2 separate regions of the Mus musculus genome follow, and region 2 is linked to region 1. A link is a loop called in an ENCODE intact Hi-C map of the cell type or tissue named here. Cell type or tissue: left cerebral cortex. All regions are shown on one strand. Each heading gives the region's core, and the rest is flanking DNA. Links, peaks and the distances in the headings are about the cores only.

Region 1 (5,508 bases), core at 1,105-3,604:
TTAAATTACCTTCGTTTAAAGTTTATTTAATTAACCCATATATCTTTAAAAAAAACAAACCAAAACAAAAACTGGTCGGGTCTTGTGACACACACTCCAGACTGAGCGGGGAGGATTACAAGCTTGAAGCCAGCTTGGTTCTATTTTGATTATTCTTTTTTTCTCTTTTTCTTATGTGTATAATGTATACATGTGTATGTGCATATTTTTTTCATGTGTGGGCACATACGTCCACGCATGCACCTGCAGGCCAGAGGCTGACATCTGGAATCATCTTCACTCTCCCACCTCAGTCCCTGAAGCAGGCTCTCTCCATCAAACTCTGAGCTTGAGGATTTGGCTTTCCTGGGCCACTCCTGGGAAATAGTTCCTCCTCCCAGGGTTGGAATTCCAGGCGGGCTGCTGCCCTAACCCTGCATCAATTTGGGTTTCTGGATATCTGAATTCTGGTCCTCATTCCTGCATGACAAGCACTTTTACCACTGAGCTGGCTCTGTGAGCCATCTCCCAGGCCCTGGTTTTTTTTTTAATGTTGTTTAAAGCTGAGTAAGTAAATAAGCCCTTCGCTGTATGTTGGAGCCTGCTAAGACTTGACAGCGGGATCTTTTTGTTGCCCACATTTTCTGTTCTTTATTTAAATTACAAATTTAAATATCCTCACACAAACCTCAGCTTGCTTCCTGATGTGGACTTTGTTTCTGCGAGAAATGTATGCCTTTACAAGCCTACGGCCTCCTCGTGAAACCTGACCTCCCTTCATGGTCCAGCTAAACAAGCCAAGAGCCGCACAAGGAGCCCTTAAAGTAGTGCTGTTAAGAGGCCAGAGCTCTATAAAACAGCCCGGACACAAGGTCCCCCAAAACATGCGCTATTCTCAAAAACAACCTTGCAAACACAATAAATGTAAGTGCCTATTTGATTTGTGACTTCCTCTTCATCTGCCCACTTAATCATTTTCTATGATTTACAGGCAGGGCTGTAAAGGTTGCTCAGATGAAACCAGTCCCCAAACTTTTACTGGATCAGAAAGCAACACAGAAGTAAGAGATTGTACACTGGAAATAATGTACAACCAATTAAGTGGATGGGCCAACATTAGCTTGCATATTAAGTCAGTAGGACATTCCTGCATCTTTAAAGCTAGGCATGGCAGCACAACCCTTAACTCTCAGCACTAAGTAGGCAGAGATTCTCTGTGAATTTGAGGACAGCCAAGAATATTAAGAGAGATTCTATTGGAGGAGAAGGAAGAAAAAGAGGAGGAAGAGGAAGAAGAGCTTTTTTAAATTAAAAATTATAGGTACATAATTTGTAATAAATCGTTTTTTAAATAATTCAATTGGTAACTTATAGCAACTTTATAGGCTCTCCTCGGTCTAGTAAGAAAATGTTGCTTTTAAAAGCTGCTGATAAAATGTGCATATAAAGTGTTCTTACACTAATATCAGTTGGGATGTTGATGCATCATCGTTTATAAACAGCTGGTCCTAGCACTGCAGGTCAGCACCGAGCTCCAGGCCCAGCCCTGGATGTCAGCACCAAGCTCCAGGTCCTAGCACTGCAGGTCAGATTGAACACCAGGTCCAGGGTGGGAAAGGACTACACTAATCACCACTACCCCACTCGTCCCAGAGGAACGCAGGTAGCAGCAAGCAGCCACTTTCCAGTGCTTCCAGCCCCCGCTATCTTTGAGCCTCCAATCAGTAGCTATGGGGGAAATCTGTCAGCAGCTCCTCAGATTTCTAACTCTGACTCTCTAACACCCACAACTTCGGAGATCTGCTATTGAGTTTTATACCTAGTAACTTAGTTTATGCCCATGTCAATGGTGTTTCAAATCAACAGTGCAGGCTTTACTAACCAAACAGAGTAAAAACTGGGCCCCATCACTTCTCAGTTCCTAGCAAGCCCTTGTACTCAGAGCCTGCTCAGCGGTCTGGGAATTGTCTAATCACAGCATGAAATGATCAGAAGGTGTAAACCACTCAAGGAATAAGTTTCAAAGTTATTATAGCTTTAAGACTGGGCAAGATGGGGTTAGGAGAGATGGCTCAGTAGTTAAGAGCAGGTGCTGCTCTTGCAGAGGAGCTGAGTTTACCAAGCAAACAGGTAGGCCAGCTCATGACCACCTGTAACTCCAGCTCTGGGAGATCTTACAGGAACGGCTTGTGGCCTCCACAGAAACCAACATTCAAATGCACATTAACACACACACACACACACACACACACACACACACACACACACACACACACAAAATGTAATTTAAAAAATTTTTTTAAAAGAATAGTCTAATTGTCTTAACTTCTTTAGTTCCTGGTCTCTTACCAAGACTATATATTTTTCTAGTTCAGAAAATATATCTTCCTGTCTGTCTGTTGTCAGGAATAAGCAGTACACACAACAGGCATCTAACAGGCTTCCTGAATTAACTTACTGCACCATCTCTCTCTCAAGCTCAGGGAAGCCTCCCTCTTCTCCCTGAGAACACTACAGCTCAGACACATCCCACACACAAACTCTGAGCAAACCGCTCTGTTCTATAAAATCAGTTCTTAAGGGGTTATAATGTAGTACCATAGTACCATAGAATATATTATTTAGTTCATAGAGACTGCTATTCTAGATACAGTTATTATAATTATAGCCATTAAAAAAAAAAAAAAAAGCAAAGCACTGGTGGCCCACACTTTTAATCCCAGTACTTGGGAGGCAAAGGCAGGCAGATTTCTGAGTTCGAGGCCAGCCTGGTCTACAAAGTGAGTTCTAGGACAGTCAGGGCTACACAGAGAAACCCTGTCTCGAAAAACAAACAAACAAACAAAAACAAAAAACAAAACAAAACTCAAGCTGGAGACATAGTTCTCTGGGTAAAGGTGCTTAGCACCAAGCTCAGTGAGCTGCATTGGCTCTCTGGAAGCCCCACAGTAGGAGAGAACCTATCCCCCACGGTGTCTTCTGACCTCCATACATAGACCAGAGCACACACTTGTTCCCCCAACAGACAAAATAAATGTTAAAAATAAATAAATAAAAGGGACTTTTAATCCTCAACCTATTCTAAGCGATACACCAGGAACCGATGCAGCAGGCTCTCTGAGGCCTCTACTGGCATGTCCCCTGCCTTCCTACCTTCTGGCAAGCTTCCAATGCATACTCCACAAAAGAACAAGTGTCATTGTTCCAACATCTGTCTCCTGAAATATGCAAAGTGCCTAAGAACAAGCAGAGGCAATGATTTCAAAGGGCCCAAAAGCCAGAGTGCTTTAAATACAACAACTATCCACCGCCCAAAGTCTGCTCGAAGGAGCCAGCTCACCATTAGCAACGACAGCCGGATGTTTAGAGGGCATGAGAAAAGATGACCTACAGTCAGTGTAATCTTTTCACAGTGAATGCTTTTAGGACCCTGATTCTGTACGCATACGTCCGAGCACAGGCAGAGGCAGAGAAACGTGAGACTCTATACACAGACTCATATAGAACAGAACATACTGGGAGAGCAGATGGGACACCTGAGAGAAAGGGTGGAGACTGTGATGTGGTCACCAGTCTAAAGGACTTTGGACTGACACAGAGCAGGGGACCAGCATGAATAAAGTACATAGCATATATACTGAGAGGGCTCACTGGGTGCCATCCCTCCCTGCTGAACTGATAAATTCAGGGGGAGGGGCACCATTGTCTTCAGTTGTGAGCCCAGGAGGCTCTAAGGATATCTCCAAACCCATTAAACTCAATGGGTCACAGAAAAAAAAAACCAAAATGACACGGATGCGGGAAGACTTCTGGGGGAGGCTTGACAGAGGTGGAGGGAGACAGGAGAGGGTAAGGGTGACAGCAACCAAATGAATTTTAAATATATATTTATAAATGTATATACAAATACATACATAAATTTATATACAACTAAATTTATATGTTTAAATATATATCCATCAAAGGACAAATTTAATAAGAGTTAGAAAATACTGTAGAGTAGATATAAAAAAGTAGGGGTAGGGGACACTGGAGAAATGGTTCCGAGTGTAAAGCACTTGCTATGCAAATATTAAGGCCTGAGTTTGGATCTCTAGCAATCCTACGAAAAGGTATGGCTATAGGCCCAGGCCTGTAATCCTAATGTGGGACTCGCATGCAGAAGATTCTGGAGGCTTGTAAGGCAGTCAGTTTAAACAAAATAGCCAATGCTAGGTTCTGTGAAACTCTGCCTCTACAAATTAGATAGAGACAGATAAAGAAGATATCTGAAGTCAATATCTGTCTCTATACACACTGACATCTGCATTCATGCACACACATGCACATATGCACACACACGAATACACACACTTGTGCACACACATGCACACACACTCATGCACATATGCATACACATGAACACACACACACACAAACACTTCCTTTAGCCCAGGTCAGCCCTTTTCTCAAACAGAATGAAAAGACATATGCAATTATAAAGTTTTATCTAAGAACTGAAATTACCAAGCAAACTGGTGTGAATATAAACTGGTAGTCACTTTGGAAGATGGCTTTGGCAGTTTCTTCTTTAAAATTTTAAAAAATAATTTCTTAAAAGTTTTTAAATTTTGCCAGATGGTTGTGGTGCACACCTTTAATTCCAGCACTCAGGACGCAGAGGCAGGCGGATCACTGAATTTGAGGCCAGTCTGAACTACAGAGTGAGCTCCAGGACAGCCAAACCTACATAGAGAAACCCTGTCTCAAAACAAACAAACAAACAAAAAGTTTTTTAATTGCCTGCGTGTATGTCTGTGCACTGCATGTGTGCAGGTCAGAGGAGGTGACAGATCTTCTGCAACTGCAGTGACAGATGATTGTGAACAACCATGTAGGACACCAAACTTCAGTCTTCTGCAGAAGAAGCAAGTGCTCTTAACTGCTGAGCCATCTCTCCAGCCCCAGTAGTTTCTTACAGAGGTGAAAACATACACACACACACACATACACACACATACACATACACACACACACACACACACACACACACATCCCCCCCCCCACACACACACACTCATCCCTGGGAGTTGCTGAATACTTCCTCAAAGAAATGGAAGCTTACATTGATACAAAAACTTGTGCAAGAAAATTCAGAGAAGCTCTAGTCATGAGCACCACAAACTTGAGGGCCTTCAAGAAGAAGAGTGATCACTCAGCAGTAAGAAGGGTTAAACTACCGATTCGCCCCATAACACAGTCCAGTGGCAATGTATTAGACCCCAAGAGCCATGTCACATGCAGTCCAAGACAGAGTGAGGCTGCTAGTGTCATGGTAAAAGAGTGTGGCAGTTACGGTCAGGTGGAGAGAAAGCTCTGGTGTGAGGAACCCCAAGGCTGGCTCAGAAGGGTTACACAGCCCTGTACAAATGTCAACATTTGTAGAACAGGGGATGGTGAGCTCTGAAGCGCCTGTCACATAAGCAGTGGGAATCTCAGTGGGTTCGGCTCCTCAGCACAGATATAAAAGCTGGCACGGCAGTTCTGTGC
Region 2 (5,508 bases), core at 1,117-3,616, 60 kb after region 1:
CCATGAGATCCAGCTGAAAGGCATTTTCTCAATTAGTGATCAAGAGGGGTGGGGGCATTGTGTGTGGTGCCATCTCTGAGCTGGTAGTCCTGGGTTCTATAAGAAAGCAAATCCAGCAAGCCAGGGGAAGCAGTCCAATAAGCAGCACCCCTCCATGTCCTCTGCATCAGCTCCTGACTCCAGGTTCCTGCCTTGTGTGAGTTCCGGTCCTGCCTTCCTTTGGTGATGAACAGCAATGTGGAAAGTGTAAGCTGAATAAACCCTTTCCTTCCCAACTTGCTTCTTGGTCATGATGTTTTGTGCAGGACTAGAAACTCTGACTTTGACACTAACTTACATGTTATGATGATTTGGCTTAAAATAATTTTGTGTGTGTGTGTGTGTGTGTGTGTGTATATACACGAGGTGAGTATAAAGGCATGTGAATTTTAGGAAACTGGTTCTTTCCCTCCCTCCACTGCAGATTCTGGGGACTGACCTTGGGTTGTCAGACTTGAGCATCAAGTACTTTTACCACTGAGACACCTCACAGGCTCACTCACTCGCTCTCTCCCTCTCTCTCTCTCTCTTAACTTCTTGATGATGTGAAAGGATATGTATTCAATGTAAATTCCAGATTCGTGAATTTTGATCCTTCCCAAGAGCTATCCTGTGCATACTCTCTTGCCTGGCTAAGAGCTGCCTATGAGCTGTGTTCCCATCAGCCATGAACTGTTGAGGGGAAACAATGGCTGCCACAAAGCCTGCTGAGCTGTGACACTGGTAGGCATCTCAAGTGCACTCTTGGTTTATGGGCAATGTGTTCTGCTTAGGATGAGTTCAACGGGTTGCCATCTAAGCCTCGGTCCCAAGCATCAGTGTAATGGAGGATGGCCTGTGTCTTTGTCCATTTGTCTTACTATAATGAAGCACTAAGACCAAGTGATTTGCAGACATTTATTTTCTCATGGCTCTGCATTCCGGGAACTGCAAGACTGACATCTTAGTTAAGTGAGTTCCAGGACTATATATATATATATATATATATATATACACCCTGTCTCCAAAACAAACAAACAAACAAACAAACAAAAAGACAAAACAAAACAAAAGGGTCAGACAAAGATTTGAGGGGGCCTAGCTTGGAGCACACGACTCAGATATGTTTGAGATAAAATATCACACCATGTTGCTGTTGGAATTGATGGGAAATTTGCCACAGACAAGCCTGGAACAGACTCCAAACATACAGGACTACAAATGTGTGTACAAAAGTCTTGGCTATTTTTCCGCAGGAAACGGAGTGAGTGGAATGGTACCACAGCACAGAGGGAGCCAACAGCATCAGACTTGTCCTTGACAGGCATGCCTGGCTTCAGATCTGCCATGAAGAGCCAGGACGTGGCAGGATCCAGGATGCTCTGGTCTCATCCTTAGCCCAGCTTTGAACACACTGCTTGGACAGGCTTCTCCTGCCTAAGATTTGACAACTGTTCAGGTAACATTCTGGTGGTATTTTCTGTAACAAAGCAATACATGGTATTTTGACGTTTAGAAAAATATCAGAAAGTAGGCCCTGGGAGATGGCTCAATGGATAAAGTGCTTGATGGACAATCATGAGGACCCAAGTTCAGATCCCCTCCCACATAAAAAGTCAGGCACTGGGGTTCACCCCTGTATTCCCAGTGCTGGTAAGAGGGAAATGAGAGGATCCACAGGACGTGCTGGCCAGCTAGTGTAGGCAATCAGTGATCTGGAAGTTCACTGATATACTCTGCCTTGAGAAATACAGTAGGGAGCTAGAGAGACAGCCCAGTGGTTTAGAGCACCAGTGGCTTTCGCAGAAGACCTGAATTGGGTCCCCAGAACCCACACAGCAGCTGACAACAGTCTGTAACTCCAGTCCCAGGAAATCTGATGTCCTCTTCTGGCTCTGAGAGCACTTCACACTGTGATACACAGACATACAAGCAGGCAAACATTCATGTACACAAAAAGCACAATAATAATTAATAATAAAATGAAAAATGGAGATACCCAACATTGACCTTTGCCCTTCATCTCTCTCTCTCTCTCTCTCTCTCTCTCTCTCTCAATGTATTAATTTACTTTCTGTAATGAAGTTGCTGTGATTAAAAAAAAAAAACAAAAAACTAAGAACAACTCGAGGAGGAAAGGAATGATTTCATCTCACTACTCCCAGGTCATCATCGGACATTGAGGAAAATCAGGGCATGAACTGAAGCACAGGGCATGGAGATCACTGCTCACTGTTTTGTCCTCCATGGCTGGCTCAGCTTGCTCTCTTACACAACCCAAGATCACCTACCCAGGGATGATACCACTCACAGTAGGCTGGGCTCTCATGTGTCAATCATTAACTGAGAAAACCCCCAATACAGGGTTTCTCTGTGTAGCCCTGGCTGTCCTGGAACTCACTTAGTAGACCAGGCTGGCCTCGAACTCAGAAATCTGCCTGCCTCTGCCCCTCAAGTGCTGGGACTAAAGGTGTGCGCCACCATGCCCGTTTTTTTTTTTTTTTTTTTTTTTTCTTTTTTTTTTCCTACTTGCTTCTTGATGCCATCTCTCATTGCTGCGACCTCAGAATTTGCCCTTTGCCCCTGGCAGTGCTAGAATACTTAGCGGCTATTCAACAAATATTATTTTCCTAGGCATTTGCTCTTTGTATGTTGCACATGGTGGTTTTATTTCTGAGAGTTGTTTTTCTTCTATTTTTGAATGACTGATTTTTGAATTACTATTTCATTGTAATAGCACGTGTGTGTCTGGCTGTCCCCGGAAGACTGTAAGCAAGGTGTCTGTAGTCAGGGTTATACACTGTTCTAACCTGCCTACAGTACCCAGGCTAGCACACTGTAGGGCTTTTCTAAGTATACTGGGAATGAGAGAGCCTGTCCTAAAACTTCCATTGGCAGATTCTCTATGGTTACCCAGGTCATCCCATCTTCCATCCTGAGTTCTTACAGCTGGTCCACTATGTGGCCCTGTGCTAGAGGCTGGGGAGGACAGGAGGATGACCAAAGTCTGGCTCTTGCCCTCAGAGAGTGTGTGTATATACGGTCAGTAACACATGCAGGTATAAATAACCCTAACTTAAAATTGTATTTAAAAGTCAGGGACAAGACTGAGCAAACACATCAGAGGCAGGAGGATTGCTTCCAGCTGCTGAGACCAGGCAGGCCTCCAGGACACGCACTGTCTTCTGCCATTCACCCCCATCGATGAAGAACGACCTCCCAAGACTTCAAAGGACTCTGGAACTAAGCTGATAACAGAGCAACTGGAGAGCCCCTCCCCAGCTATGTTCCTTGGAGTACTTCAGCATTGACTGTGTGTAGGAATTAGGATCTCTGTTGTGCCCCCTCCTCAGGGTGTGTGTGTGCACTTGCACACACACAGATACACAACTACTATTGTGCATATGTGGAGGTCAGAGGACAACATGGTATCAAAACTGGCTTTCCAGCTGTCTCTCTTGTTTGTTCTTTTCGGCTATGTACCCAAGGCTAGTCAGCCTGCAAGAGCCAGCCATTCTTCCCTCTTTGCCTCCCGTCCTAGCAGATGGTGCTCAGATTACAGCCACTGATGCTACTGTGTCCAACCTTTACCTAGGTTCAGGGGATCTAAACTCAGGTTGTAAAGCCTGACACTGTATTATTTATGGTTGAATACAATTCCATTGTGTCTATGTATCACACTTCCACTGTCTGGTTGATGGATACTGCAACACGGTGCAGCAACCAGCTCGGGTGTTTCTGTGATGTTCTCAGCTTCGCCTGGGTGCTCTCCCAGGGCAGTTCTAGTTTCAGAGGACCTCTTCCAGAGGACCTGAGTTCAATTCTCAGCAACCACATGGTGGCTCATGACCATCTGTAATGGCTTTCAGGAGTACATGCAGATAAAGCGCTCATATAAATAAATTAAAAACTAAAAAAAAAAAAAAAGCATTTGGTAGTTTGGGTTTTTTTTTTTTTTTTTTAATTTATTTGTTTTATGTGAGTCCACTGTCCCTGTCTTCACACACCAGAAGAGGGCATTGGATCCCATTACAGATGGTTGTGAGCCACCACGTGGTTGCTGGGAATTAAACTCAGGACCTCTTGAAGAACAGTTCATGCTTTTAAGGCTGAGCCCTCTCTCCAGCCCTGTTTTGTTTTTCAAGACAGGGTTTCTGGGGCTGTCTAGATAGGTCAGTGGTTAAGAGCGCTGACTGCTCTTCCAAAGGTCCCGAGTTCAAATCCCAGCAACCACATTGTGGCTCACAAATATTCCTTAACATCCCTAACAAAATCTGATGCCCTCTTCTGGAGTGTCTGAAGACAACTACAGTGTACTTACATATAATAAATAAATAAATCTTTAAAAAATTTTTTTAAAAATAATTTTAAAAAAAGACAGGGTTTCTTTGTGTAACAGAGCCCTTACTATCCTAGACTTGCCTTGTAGAGCAGGCTGGTCTCAAACTCACAGAGATCTGCCTGAGTGTCACAATGCCCAGATTTGTCAGGGTTTTGTTGTTTTTGTGATTGTTTTGTGTTGGGCATCAGTTACTTTGGAACTGAAGTTACAGGCATCTCCCAACTGCCTGGTGGTGAGTGCTGGGGTCACAATTGAGCAGCAGGCACTCACTCTCACTGTGATTTTGGTTTTATTCTGTCCCCTAGGCTGATCTGAGCTTCCAGGGATCCTCTCATTCTAGAGTGTCAGGATTACAGGTGTGAGCCACCATGCCTGACACAACACCCTTTTAATTTGCATCTCTCTGATGGCTAAGGATGGCTTTGTTTTGTTTCTCCAAATTTTGACCTGGCATAGCTCTTTTTCCAATCTATTTAGCTCATTTGCCTACTTACTGATTGGATTTTGTTGTTTCATTTTAGGAGGGTTTTTTGTTTTTGTTTTTGGTCTTTGTTTTTTTTTTTTTTTTTTTTTTTGCTTTTTAACAAGGTCTTTCTCTATAGCCCTGGCTGGTATGGAACTCACTAAATAGACCAGGCTCAAACTCAAGAGACCTGCCTGCCTCTACCTCTTGTGTTTAAAGCTGTAGAAATTAGTCTGTTAATCTATCAGATGTGTGGTTGGCAATGGTTTGTTCCCCTTTCGTAGGCTCTCTTCACTCTTTGTTCTTTCCATTCCTACACAGAAACTTCAACTTCCTGAAGTCCCATTTGTCCATTCTGGGAATTATTTTTTGCACTTATCTCCTTTTCAAAAAGTTCTTGTGTCTGCCTATACCCTAAAGTGTCTTCCTCTAACAACTTTAGAGTTCAGGTCTTATAGTAAGGTATTTGGTCCATCCTGAGTTAATTTCTTTTAGTAGGATTTGTTTGTTTTGAAACAGGGCCTTCCTATGTAGCTCTGTCTGTCCTGGAACCCACTATGTAGACAAGGCTGGCCTTGAACTCACAGAGATCTTCCTGTCTCTGCCTTCTGAGTACTGAGATTAAAGGTGTGAGCCACTATGCCCTGCACACAAGAGTCATTTTTTATTTTCTATAGGTAAGTGT

Evidence for each region. Hi-C counts contacts between places; a loop is a spot of excess contacts. Peaks named below come from ENCODE experiments on the same cell type or tissue, not always from the same donor. Only the 100,000 strongest peaks of a DNase experiment are listed, where the experiment ranks them.
Region 2: a loop joins it to region 1, with 6 times the contacts of the local background. A loop is called at or near these places in 1 of 42 quality-filtered maps.

Annotation. Positions count from the first base shown.
Region 1 is chr9:72,832,189-72,837,696 of GRCm38, reverse strand. The region is part of intron 2 of Prtg (protogenin); the gene reads right to left. Among named protein-coding and RNA genes, the nearest start is that of Prtg, 28 kb to the right of the region's middle. In left cerebral cortex, for the core only: no CTCF peak of the experiment used is centred there; DNase peaks (open chromatin) are centred at 1,678 and 2,485.
Region 2 is chr9:72,772,016-72,777,523 of GRCm38, reverse strand. Gm27204 (predicted gene 27204) reads left to right here. Exons shown (of 3, transcript NR_166646.1): 2 at 1,275-1,477; 3 at 3,114-4,372. Among named protein-coding and RNA genes, the nearest start is that of Gm27204, 4.7 kb to the left of the region's middle. In left cerebral cortex, for the core only: no CTCF peak of the experiment used is centred there; no DNase peak of the experiment used is centred there.